Linked DNA regions of Homo sapiens: region 1 is linked to region 2. Evidence: read pairs that join two places in POLR2A ChIA-PET (ENCODE). Cell type or tissue: K562. All regions are shown on one strand. Each heading gives the region's core, and the rest is flanking DNA. Links, peaks and the distances in the headings are about the cores only.

Region 1 (2,500 bases), core at 1-2,500, 95 kb before region 2:
CTCCTTCCTTAGCCCTCTGAGTAGCTGGGATTACAGGCACCCGCTATCACACCTGGCTAATTTTTGTATTTTTAGTGGAGACGGGGTTTTACCATGTTGGCCAGACTAGTCTCGAGCTCTTGACCTCAAGTGATCCACCTGCCTCGGTCTACCAAAATGCTAGAATTATAGGTGCGAGCCACTGTACCCGGCCCCCTCCTTCTATTTATTACACTAAATGCCATGAAAGTGAATTTTTTTCTCCCCAAGCCTCCCCATCCCTACCAGACACTGAGAATTATCTTAATGGACATGTGGCTACATTCATTTTAGAGTTCGACTTTGGAAATCTCTTAGAAATGTTACTTTAGCTCCTCCAACCTGATTTTTTAATTATTATTATTTTTAACATAATAGGCTCTGCTGACCGAGATGATGGAAAGGTGTAAGAAACTAGGAAACAAGTAAGTATTTTAAGATTCATAAAGCATGAGTTTGAAAATGGCGTTGGCTGCTATTTTTGAGCTTGGCCTGCTTACCTGGGTATGAGCTGAAGAGAGAGAGGCAGGACTGCATGGAGGTTTAGAATGCTGGAGTCCGGTTGCCTGGCCTCAGACCTTGGCTCTGTTCTGTCTTAGCCCTGTGACCTTGGGCCGCTTGCTTGACCTCTCTGTGCCTCTGTCTCTTCATCTGTAAAACGGGAGTAATAATAGTTCTTTCAACTGGGCGTGGTGGCTGATGCCTGTAATCCCAGCATTTTGGGAGGCTGAGGCGTGTGGATCACCTGAGGTCAGGAGTTCGAGACCAGCCTGGCCAACGTGGCAAAACCCCATCTCTACTAAAAATACAATAACTAGCCGGGCTTGGTGGTGTATGCCTGTAGTCGCAGCTACTCAGGAGACTGGGGCAGGAGAATTGCTTGAACCCGGGAGGCAGAGGTTTCAGTGAGCCGAGATCATGACACTGTACTCTAGCTTGGCGACAGAGTGAGACGCTGTCTCAAAAAACAAAAGAAAAAAAGTAATAATAATAGTTATTTCCCCATGGGGCTGTGGTAGGTGGTTGGGCTAGGATGAAATTGATCTCCCTGACTCTCACGAATATGAGGTTGTCTCTCTGCTTTCCTTTTAGTGGTAGATACATGGAAACAGCCTTGCATGGGCTTTGTTTACCACTGTGTCCCCTGTGCCTGGTGCCTATAACATAAGATCTCTTTACTAAGAAATCTCTTGCATAAACTGGCCAGACACAGTGGTGCATGCCTATAATCCCAGCACTTTGGGAGGCTGAGACGGGTGGATCACCTGAGGTCAGGAGTTTGAGACCAGCCTGGCCAACATGGTGAAACCCTGTCTCTACTAAAAATACATAAAATTAGCCGAGCATGGTGGCGCATGCCTGTAATCTCAGTTACTTGGGAGGCTGAGGCAGGAGAATCACTTGAACCCGGGAGGTGGAGGTTGCAGTGAGCCAAGATCGTGACACTACTCCAGCCTGGGCAACAAAGTGAGACTCCATCTCAAAAAAAAAAAAACAAAAAAACCAAAACTCTTGCATAAACGATGTGGATATATATTTACAACATGGATCAATATCGTTACTTAATGTTCTGTCTCATTAGTGCACCAGCTTATTGAATGCTCGCTCTTCTTCTCCTTAAATGAACTGGATCACTTGCTGATCTGTCTATCCACCCTGCCATCTAGCCATCCATCCATCTAAACATCCAGTTAATTCAACATTTATTGAGTTGCAGATATGTACAGGACACTGTGTTAGTCTCTCCAGTTTACCTTTTTACTCTGATTTTTTGTTTTTCCCCAACCCTACCGCTAAAGAGCTGTTAGTCTTCCTTCCTGGCAATATATATTCAAAAATTAAAGCAACTTTGATTGAGGAGAAGCCAGGCTGACTTGGGGATCTGTGTCTTGCAGTGCCTTGCTGTTGAATTCTGTGATGTCTGCCTTCCGGGCTGAGTTCATCGCCACAAGGTCTATGGATTTCATTGGCATGATTAAAGAGTGTGATGAATCTGGTTTCCCCAAGGTAGGCTCTTGACTTCATGCTCAGTAGGACACAAATAAGCGGTGTGTATCTGATAGCTCTTGAGAGACAGTCCGGTTTTGGGAACAGCATGGGCCAGCAGGAACACAGGCGAAGGCTCTGTTTCTGAGGAACGCAATGGAAGATGAGTTAGAGGTTGGGATTGTCAGACACTGTGTGATTGCTATGCTTCAGGCCCCCATGAGCCCTAAATCTATCAGATTGGCTCACTATGAAGGATTTAAGAAAGACTTTGGTCTAACATATTTAAGAATATATCAGGCTGGGCACGGTGGCTCATGTTTATAATCCTATCACTTGGGAGGCCAGGGCAGGAGGATCACTTGAGGCCAGGAGTTCGAGACCAGCCTGGGCAACACAGCAAGACCCCATCTCTACAAAAAATCAAAACTTAGCTGGGTGTGGTGGTGCATTCCTGTAGTCCCAGCTACTTGGGAGGCTAAGGTGGGAGAATTGC
Region 2 (10,500 bases), core at 4,520-7,019:
ATATGGATGAGGAGTTTGGGTGGCCGTGCTGACACGGGCGACATAAAGTTAGGAATGTATGGGTGGTGATAAGCCTTGAACAGAACAAGCCTGAGACAAGACTTCAAGAAATACAGTAGCTCGCCACCTAATCCCAGGTTTCCGTTACCCCTGGTCAACCCTGGTCCCAAAATAGGTGAGCACAGTACAGGAAGTTATCTTGAGAGGGAGACCACATGCATGCAACTTTTATTACAGTATACTGTTGTAATTGTTCTATTTTATTACTAGCTAGATTGTTGGTAATCGTTTACTGCACCTAATTTTTTGTGAGACAAGGTCTGGCTCTGTTGCCCAGGCTGGAGTGCAGTGGCATCATCTCGGCTCACTGCAACCTCCACCTCCCGGGTTCAAGCAATTTTCACGCCTCAGCCTCCCGAGTAGCCGGGATTACAGGCACATACCACCACGCCCGGCTAATTTTTGTATTTTTAGTAGGGACGGGGTTTTACTATGTTGGCCAGGCTGGTCTCCAACTACTGGCCTCAGGTGATCCGCCCGCCTCATCCTCCCAAAGTGCTGGGATTACAGGCATGAGCCACCACGCCCGGCCCTACTGTGCCTAATTTATAAACTTTCTCATAGATAGTATACACAAGAAAAAACAGTTATATTTAGGGTTCGGTACTGTCTGTGGTTTCAGGCATCCACTGGGGGTTTAGGAACGTACTGCCCGCGGATAATGGGGGAGGGGGACTATTGTATTGGCATTTAAATAAGTGGGCAGAGATAAAGGAGCTTGCAAAGAAGAAGGTGCAAACCTTGAAATAGTGTAGTCAGGAGAGCCAAGACGACTTCAGAATAGGGGAGCAGTCAAGAGAGCCAAGACGACTTCAGAATAGGGGAGCAGTCAAGAGAGCCAAGACGACTTCAGAATAGGGGAGTGGCCAAGAGATCTGGTAAGAACAAAGAATCCACCGGGAGGTTGCGGGTCAACTCTTAATCCCCTTCTCTCCCCATCTCTTGCCATTTAGAAAAGTATAGCATCCTCCTCTTTAGCCCTGCGACCAAATGCATTCACTCTTTCAAGGAGAAAGGAAAAGAACGTTACAGTGCATCTCCTGCAAACGCAAACGCTTTCTCCAAAACCGCTTTTAAATTCCAGGGACAGCCTTGTGAAGATCTTTGTGAATACCCGACCTCGCAAGCTCCAGAGACTACAATAATTCACTTGCCCTAGGTTCCAAAGCCAGCAAGTGGAAAACGGAGACTGGAATTCCGCCCACAGGACTCCAAAGCCTGTGCAGCAACACCCCACTCCCCCGGCAGGATCACCAGCAGGACGCGCGGGAGCCAGGAAGTAAGATCCGTACCTCCAAGGCTCCCATGGGCCCAAGCCTCCGCATCAACAGACTGGGAGGGATTACGTGGGGTCCCAGGGCCGGCTCTGAGGCGGGAAAACTTTCTGGAGGCGGCGGCCTCAGGCCGGAGCGGGCGCACACCGACTGGAGGGGTCGGATTCAGGGATGTGGGTGGACCGCATTTCCCCATCTTCCCCGCCGCGCACTTCCTCTGGTGCAATCTCCACACCCCGCGCCGGCCCGCCTGCAACGCGCCCTGGCACTCACCGGTGGGCGAAATTTCCCCGCCTCCACGTGAGAGCCAGCTCCGCCGTGACCCGGAAGTCCACTTCGAGTCGCCGGCCCACCCTCTCGGGTTCCGGCTTCTTCCGGGTCGCGGCCTTCCGGCGAACGCGGTTACCGTGGAAACCGCGGCCATGGCGGCACCGCGGCAAATCCCCAGCCACATAGTGCGCCTCAAGCCCAGCTGCTCTACAGACTCGTCGTTCACCCGGACGCCGGTGCCCACCGTGTCTCTCGCGTCCCGCGAGCTGCCTGTCTCGTCGTGGCAGGTCACCGAGCCGTCAAGCAAGAATCTGTGGGAGCAGATCTGCAAGGGTAGGAAACCTGGGCTGGCCGAGAGGGGCGGGACCCGGGCGGCCGGACGGGGGCCGCGTTTGGGGAGCGCCCACTGTGCGCCTGTCGGCTGACGGGCGGGGCCGCCGGGCAGCGGCTCCGCGGGCCCGGGCTCCGCATTTTACGCATGGGGAAACTGAGGCTCGGAGAGGCTGGCCCGAGGTTACGCAGCGCGGACTCCAATCGCGATCCGTAGTGAGGTTAAAGGCAAGGGAACGGCGAGGGAAAGCTGAATAAAGAGAACCATGCGGTGTGGACCATTGGTTCTTAAACCTCGGTTAGTGAACCGAAAGGAATTGCTGGGGCGGGGGCCGGGGTGGGGATCTTGTTATAAACGGAGGTTCCCAGGCCCCGCCCACAGAGCTTCAAATTGGGATGCAGGGAATCTGCACTTTTTAAAAGAGCACCCCAGGTAATCCTAACGTAGGTAGTCGGTGGCCCACACGTTCAGTAACCATGGTGTGGACAAACGGGTTTTAGTCCCTTCTTGCTTCAAACCTTCCTTAACCTCCCCAGGCGGAGTTGAGCACATCTTCCTTTGTGGCTCTACTCAGTATTTGTTACTTAGGTTGGGCAAATTATTTAACTTATGACCCTGTCTGCAAAGTGGGCATAATAATGGCACCTATTTCGATGGTGTTAAGAAGATGGAACCAGATAGTCACAAAAAGTGCTTAGCAAACTGCCTGATTTTAGGAGGGCAAAAGGATTATTGGGGAAAAAAAAACACAAACTGCTCGATTTACAGAAGGAGCTACGTAAGCGCTAGTTCTTAATGAATAATGTTGGGTGGGATGTTTTCTTTTTCCTCCACTAGACCATAAGCTCCTCAAGGTCAAGGACTCAGATTTTTCATTCGTGTGGCCACCATCACTACCTAAGCTGCCTGAAACAGCGCGGTGAAACCCCGTCTCTACTGAAAATACAAAAAAAAAATTATCTGGGCGTGGTGGTGTGCGCCTATAATCTCAGCTACTTGGGAGGCTGAGGAAAGGGAATTGCTTGAACCAGGGAGGTGGCGTTGCAGTGAGCCGAGTTTGCGCCACTGCACTCCAGCCTGGGTGACAGAGCGAGACTCCATCCCCAAAAAAAAAAAAGTGTGGTTAGTTAGCATTTGAAATGTGATTAGTGCAATTGAGTAACTGAATTTCTTGTTGGACTCAAATTTTTTTTTTTTTTTTTTTTTTGAGACGGCATGTTGCTCTGTCGCCCAGGCTGGAATGCAGTGGCACTGGCTGGGCTCACTGCAACCTCCGCCTCCCGGGTTCAAGCATTCTCACACCTCAATCTCCTGAGTAGCTGGGATTACAGGCACCCGTCATCATTCCTGGCTAATTTTTTTATTTTTGTAGAGAAGGGGTTTCACCATTTTGGCCAGGCTGCTCTTGAACTCCTGACCTCAGGTGATCTACCTGCCTCGGCCTCCCAAAGTGCTACAATTACAGGCCTGAGCCACCAGGCCCAGCCCAGACTTAATTTTAATAAATTTAAATAGCCACATTTGGATAGTGGCTGCTGTATTGGATAGTGCAGGTCAGTAAATGTTTATTGAATGGAAAAAAAGAATGAATGTACCAGTATATGCGATGACTCGAAAGAAGTGGAGAATACAGAGAAGGAAGAGAATAGTAGACTCAGTTGATAGATGCCCTCCAAAGCTGTCTGTTTCAACCCCATCCAGTACTTAAATTCCTTCTCCAACCTTACATTGTGCTAGAAAAATCCCTTTCATTTTGCATGTTCTCTTTGTCACTTTCACCCCTACGTCCTTACCTCTTGGTGCTATGATCCAAGGAGCTAATCACTCTACCCCAAAGAATCTACTCAGATAATTTGACGGTAGTTATTGTGGCTGCCTTTTCCCCAGAGCTTTCACTTCTCCAAGCCAAACAGTTTCTTATAATACAGTTTACTAGAGGATTGTTAGAAAAGTTACTCAGCCTCATCTGTAAGAGACAGATAATTGTTGTGCCTACCTCACAGGGCTGTTGTGGGGACCAAGTAAGATAATGTATGAAAAGGTGCTTAGCACAGTGCCTGGCATTTAAAAAGTAGTCAATAAATGTTCATTATTGTTGACAAAGAAACATGCCTTGTGTTGTGATTTACACACCGAGTTTATTTTGGTCAAATAGGCCTCTAGAGAGAAAGCAAAGACAAAGGGTTTTGGTTCTCTCTGAAGAGCAAGTGAATTGATGCCACTTTTAAAATGATAGAGTTACAGAATGAGGTCAGGCATGGTGGCTCACACCTGTAATCCCAGCACTTTGGGAGGCCAAGGCGGGTGGATCACCTGCGGTCAGGAATTGGAGACTAGCCTGGCCAACATGTTGAAACCCTGTCTCTACTAAAAATATAAAAACTAAGTCAGGCTTGGTGGTGGGTAATCCCAGCTACTCAGGAGACTGAGGCAGGAGAGTCGCTTGAACCTGAGAGGCGGAGGTTGCAATGACCTGAGATCGTGCCACTGCACTCCAGCCTGGGCAACAAAGTAAGAATCCGTCTAGAAAAAAAAAAAAAACAATTCAGTGAGGTCAACATTGGCAAACTATACACATGGACACTGTGATGAGTATTATAACAGATGGATAAACCCAATTCTTAAACATCTAACAAATGCAGTTTTCTATAACATGTAGTAAATTCAGTTTCTGACAACAAACATGAAAAAACAGGCTTTGTAGTAATCCTATCTTTGAGATTAAGTACTACATTCTCTTAAGATAATCTCCATTCAAAAGACAAATTATCATAGCAAACAGACCTGCCAGAAACTCAATTTCATGAAGACAAAATACAAAGTAGGTCAATATCTAACTTACACAGACCTTAACCAACCTGACTAGTGCTCTTTTGTATGTATGTGCATGCTCACCACTATAACTTATTTGTAAATATTCTTCAGTTTTCTCCCTCATCTTTCCAGTGACAACTGAGTTTTGTATTCTAAAAAGCACTCGTGTTAGTGTCAATAAACTTCTTCCCGGCCAACACTTCTAATCAAATCTTATAGTAGTTTGTGACTAGCTGTGTTCATGGTTTTAATCAAGACAATCAAAGGATGTGGGGCTTAACAGTTTCCTTTTTTTTTTTTTTTTGAGATGAAGTCTGGCTCTGTCACCCAGGCTGCAGTGCAGTGGCGCAATCTCGGCTCACTGCAACCTCTGCCTCCCAGATTCAAGCAATTCTCCTGCTTCAGCCTCCCAAATAGCTGGGATTACAGGCACCCACCACCATGCCTGGCTAATTTTTTGTAGAGATGGGGTTTTGCCATGTTGGCCAAGCTGGTCTCAAACACCTGACCTCAAGCAGTCAGCCCGCCTCATCCTCCCAAAGTGCTGGGATTACAGGCGTGAGCCACCGCGCCTGGCCTTACAGTTTCCTATTTTGATATGCTGTGATTACTGTTATCAGCATCCTCACTATTGTCATTGGTTCATCACTTAATCAAGCACTCTCTGGCCTCAGCCCTCAATGCTGTTGTAAAATCTGGCCTTTCATTTCACCTGCCAGATACCGACATGGATCAGTTGTGAATCAATACTTGTTCCTCCAGCACAGCCACTGAGCCAGCTGAAGAAAGATGACCCCAACTGGCTCTCAGCACTGCTCAGCAATCAGCATCTCTCAATGCCTTCTCCCATTGCCTGGTTCTACTAGTCCAAGTCTGTAACACCTCCTGAAATGTTCTGTGATACCTCTTAGCATAGGATGCGTTCACTGAGAAGAGTCAGGCAGTCAGGAGTGGGGAGGGAGTCTGCTAACATCCATCTGTACACGTGGAAGAAGCTCTCACCCCGCTACTCGCCACTCAGCTCTCCATCTTTGCTTACCGTCCCCTTGCTATTCCAGGATCCTGCTTTATCACTCACTTCCTCTGCTACGCCTTTAACTTCTCTACTAGCTTTTTCCTCCAAACACCCCTGGCCTGTCATATCAGGAAGAAACCTCCACCATGACCCTATATCCTCTTCCAGCTCCTATCAGTCTTTCATTCCCATTCCCTTATCAACTAAGGGCAGACCAGCTTCTTCCTCATTTCTCCGAATAAATTGTTCTTAAGCATTGAGCCAACTTGTATCTACCAGGGCTGGGAACTGTTTTCAATGCTGGGCCAGGTATAACTGCAGGCACTGTTTTAGACGCCAACAACTTATCTCCATCTCCACGAATGTTACCATCGTTCACTCAGCTGCCCAGTCCAGCTTTTTTTTTTTTTTCCTTCCCTTGAGACAGAGTCTTGCTCTGTTGCCCAGGCTGGAGTACAGAGGTGCGATATCTGCTTACTTCAACTTCCACCTCCCAGGTTCAAGCAATTCCCCCACCTCAGCCTCCTGAGTAGCTGGGATTACAGGCACTTGACACCATGCCCAGCTAATTTTTGTATTTTTAGGTGGGGTTTCACCATGTTGGCCAGGCTGGTGTCGAACTCCTGACCTTAGGTGATCCACCCGCCTCAGCCTCCCAAAGTGCTGGGATTACAGGCGTGAGCTACCGCATCCGGCCTGCTTCCCTTTCACTTTCCACGGCCCCACACTCTCATTTGCCAGTCCTTATAGATTCTACCTGTTTAATATCTCCCACCATCCCCACCCTGCCCCCACTCCCCACCCCCACCAGTCTTCATGTCTGCTGCCTTAGATCAGGCCCTTACCACCCCCTGCTTAGATTGCTGCTGTGGCTTGTTAATTGAGGCAGGCCTCCTTCCAGACCATATCCCACTGGCTGTCGTAGGAACCTCTCTAAAATTCAAATCTAATCGCATCATGCTGTGACCTACAATGATTTTCATAGCTTACAGATAAACTCCTTAGCTTAACCCTTAAGCTTCTTAACGTCCCATCTCTGTTTACTTTTCTTAGTTCACAACATACCATTCACCCAAATCATCCTAATGGCAACCATTTATTGAGCTGCTGTTTATGTGCCAGGCATTGTGCTAGGTGCATTACTTCTCATTTAAGCCTCACAGCAACAGATGAGGAAATTGAGGCTTAGAAAGGTTAGGAAACTTGCCCAAAGTAAGCGGCAGGGTCGGCTTCAAACTCAAGTCTGTTTTGACTCTCAAGTTCAAACCCCTGAAGAAGACACCAGCATGGTTTTAAAGCATGGACTGGGAGCACCTACATCAAAATCTCCTGGATACATGTTAAAATGCAGCTTCCTGGCCGGGCGTGGTAGCTCAAGCCTGTAATCCTAGCACATTAGGAGACCGACGGGGCTGGATTGCCTGAGCTCAGGAGTTCGAGACCAGCCTGGCCAACATGGTGAAACCCCATCTCTACTAAAATAAAATTTAAACAAATTAGCCAGGCATGGCAGTGTGCACCTGTAGTCCCAGCTACTCAGGAGGCTGAGGCAGGAGAATCACTTGAACCTGGGAGGAGGAGGTTGCACTGAGCCGAGATCATGCCATTGCCCTCCAGCCTGGGTGACAGAGTGAGACTCTTGTTTCAAAAAAAAAAAAAAAAGCAGCTTCCTTGGCTCCCCTTCCTGCCCTGATGGGCCAGACTCCTTGGGGGTGAGTCTTTGAGTTCTGCATTTTAAACAAGCACTTCGGTACCACTGTTGTGTTGTGTACTTGGAGTCACACAAAACTATTCCTCCAGTGCACCATACTATTCCTCTCCATGCCTTTCCACAAGCTTTGTCTCTTCCTGGAACATCCCTACCTTCTCATTTATCTCTCTAGACTCAGTCCACGTGGCCCCTCTTCTGGAAAGCCTTCTGTAATTCCTCAGGCCAATTTCAAAGCCCCTTCTTTCCTCTCCTCTAGGCTGTGGTTGAAGCCCTCTACAGCAATACTTTCACTTATCATAACCCCTGGTTTATCATTCATCCCCTCTCTGGAACATAAGCTCCTCTGCCCTGTTCATGTGGCTCTCCAGCAGCCTGGTACAACCTCCCACTATAGTATATGCCTGTCAAATGTTCGTCTGATTCACTCCCAGCGTCATCTTCCTGTTCCATCCCCTTCCAATAAGCTACTGTGGGTCAATGCTACATTTTTGTTGTTGGGTTTTTTTTTGTTTTTTGTTTTTGAGTCAGAGTCTGGCTCTGTCACCCAGGCTGCAGTGCAGTGGTGCGATCTCGGCTCACTGCAAGCTCCGCCTCCTGGATTCACGCCATTCTCCTGCCTCAGCGTCCTGAGTAGCTGGGACTACAGGTGCCCGCCACCACACCCGGCTAATTTTGTTTTTGTATTTTTAGTAGAGAGGGGGTTTCACCATGTTAGCCAGGATGGTCTCAATCTCCTGACCTTGTGATCTGCCTGCCTCGGCCTCCCAAAGTGCTGGGATTACAGGCGCGATCCACCGTGCCCGGCCACCAGTCAATGCTACATTTTAATTGTTTCTATCAGGAACATGTTCAGCTGCAAATAGCAGAAAGCCCAACTCATAATGGCCTAAACAAAGATGGTTAATTATTCTCACATCCCAGAAGTTGAGGGGAGAGGGTTCACTTGTGGCACAGGGGCTCCACTCTGCCAACAAGTTTCCGGGCTCCTTCTGCTCTGCCTCTCCTAAAATGTTGCCTTTGTTGTGTAAAACGAACAACAACTTTCACTTGTTCATAATGTTCATTTAATATGCATATAACATTAAATTCCCCTAATCAATTAATGCCATTTATAACCTTTGGTAATGGAAAGATTGTAAACATTTATACATTTAATATACCTGATTTAAAAAAATTTTTTTTTAATTTTTATTTTTTTGAGACAGGCTGTCGCCCAGGCTGAAGTGCAGTGGCGTGATCGTGCTTACTACAGCCTCAACCTCCCAGGCTCAGGTGATCCTCCCACCTAAGCCTCCCAAGTAGCTGGGATTACAGGCGTGCGCCACCACACCCAGCTAATTTTTATATTTGTTGTAGAGACAGGGTTTCACTGTGTTGCCCAGGCTGCTCTTGAACTCCCGGGCTCCAACAATCTGCCCACCTTGGCTTCCCAAAATGTTAGGATTACAGGTGTGAGCCTGTAATCCATGCCTGGGCCCCTGATTTTCTTAAGTATTTCTAATGCAGAACAGAGCAGATAAGCACACTTTTCTAAGCACTGAAGCAACTCTTGGAAATGGAATTAATTAAACTATGGTAAATCAAGTTGTTTTAAGAGTCCAGTACTCTACAAACTTAAATTCTTTTATGCCTTTCAATGTAAAAGCATCAGTCTGTAATCATATTTCAGATTGAAACCACAGGGAAAACTGACATTCTCAAATATGTTAGATTCCCTTAAACTATTACAGAGGTTTTAAGTAACACATCAGATTGTCTTGAAGCTAAAGTATTTTCCCATACTTCATACTTCTACATAATCATTTCAACTGTATGTCTTTTGTGATCATGTGATGAAGAAATTTATATTTTTTCCATCAAATTTAAGTGAACTCCTGAGAGATTTCTTTTTTTTCTTTTTTTTTTTTGGAGATGGAGTCTCACTCTGTCACCCAGGCTGGAGTGCAGCGGCTCGATCTCTGCTCACCGCAAGCTCCACCTCCCGAGTTCACACCATTATCCTGCCTCAGCCTCCCAAGTAGCTGGGACTACAGGCGCCCGCCACCACTCCCGGCTAAGTTTTGTATTTTTAGTAGAGACGGGGTTTCATCGTGTTAGCCACGATGGTCTCGATCTCCTGACCTCGTGATCCGCCCGCCTCGGCCTCCCAAAGTGCTGGGATTACATGCGTGAGCCACCGTGCCCAGTCCGGAACTCCTGAGAGATTTCACTGGAAAAATATGATAGCAAGTAATAAAGAAATGCAAATAAAAGTAAAATACCATTTTTTTCTTTTACATGTGTTGAAAAACTTTTAATGTATAAGATTGATTATACTCTAGAGAAACAGGCAGTGTCACTATTGGGAGTACAAGTGACTGTAAACTTTTTGGAGAAAAGTTTGGCAATTTGGCCCAAATTTTAAGTTATTTTTTCCTTTGACAGAAAAAAATTCCACATCTAAGGATCCTACCAAAATACCTCTCTGTGGATCAATGATTTATATAAAGATGTTCATTGAAACATTGTTTATAATAATAAAATAATGGAAACAACCTAAATGCCCATGAAGAGTACACTGGTTAAATAAATGTGGCACATCATGTATGTAGCAACATTGAAAGGAGTCTCATATTTAACACACAGAATGGTTCATAGCAGGTAATGGGCTTACAATAGATATAAATGAATGAATAAGCCGTTAAAAGTAACTTACGATATGGTTGGTTCTGTTCATCCATTCGTTCATTCATTCAGCCAGTATTCTGTGGGGAAATAATGGTGAGACAACAGATCCAGGCACTTCCCTTACCAAACATATAGCCTATTAGAAAAGATAGTCATTAATGCCGGGCATGCTGGCTGAAGCCTGTAATTCCAGCACTTTGGGAGGCCAAGGTGGGCAGATCACTTGAGATCAGGAGTTCGAGACCAGCCTGGCCAACATGATGAAACCCTGTCTCTAAAAATACAAAAATTAGCCGGGCATGATGATGGGTGCCTGTAATCCCAGCTACTTGGGAGGCTGAGGCAAGAGAATTGCTTG

What was found. Peaks named below come from ENCODE experiments on the same cell type or tissue, not always from the same donor. Only the 100,000 strongest peaks of a DNase experiment are listed, where the experiment ranks them.
Region 1: POLR2A ChIA-PET joins it to region 2 with 5 read pairs; 2 of 35 experiments call an interaction of 5 or more read pairs at or near these places.

What each region holds. Positions count from the first base shown.
Region 1 is chr16:19,625,781-19,628,280 of GRCh38, forward strand. VPS35L (VPS35 endosomal protein sorting factor like) reads left to right here. Exons shown (of 31, transcript NM_020314.7): 15 at 397-443; 16 at 1,914-2,025. Among named protein-coding and RNA genes, the nearest start is that of VPS35L, 71 kb to the left of the region's middle. In K562, for the core only: no CTCF peak of the experiment used is centred there; no DNase peak of the experiment used is centred there.
Region 2 is chr16:19,716,551-19,727,050 of GRCh38, forward strand. It overlaps IQCK (IQ motif containing K), which reads left to right and starts at 1,721. Exons shown (of 9, transcript NM_153208.3): 1 at 1,721-1,937. The coding sequence starts at 1,757. It overlaps KNOP1 (lysine rich nucleolar protein 1), which reads right to left and starts at 1,677. Exons shown (of 5, transcript NM_001012991.3): 1 at 1,608-1,677. RefSeq lists an enhancer at 1,601-1,930. In K562, for the core only: no CTCF peak of the experiment used is centred there; a DNase peak (open chromatin) is centred at 5,931.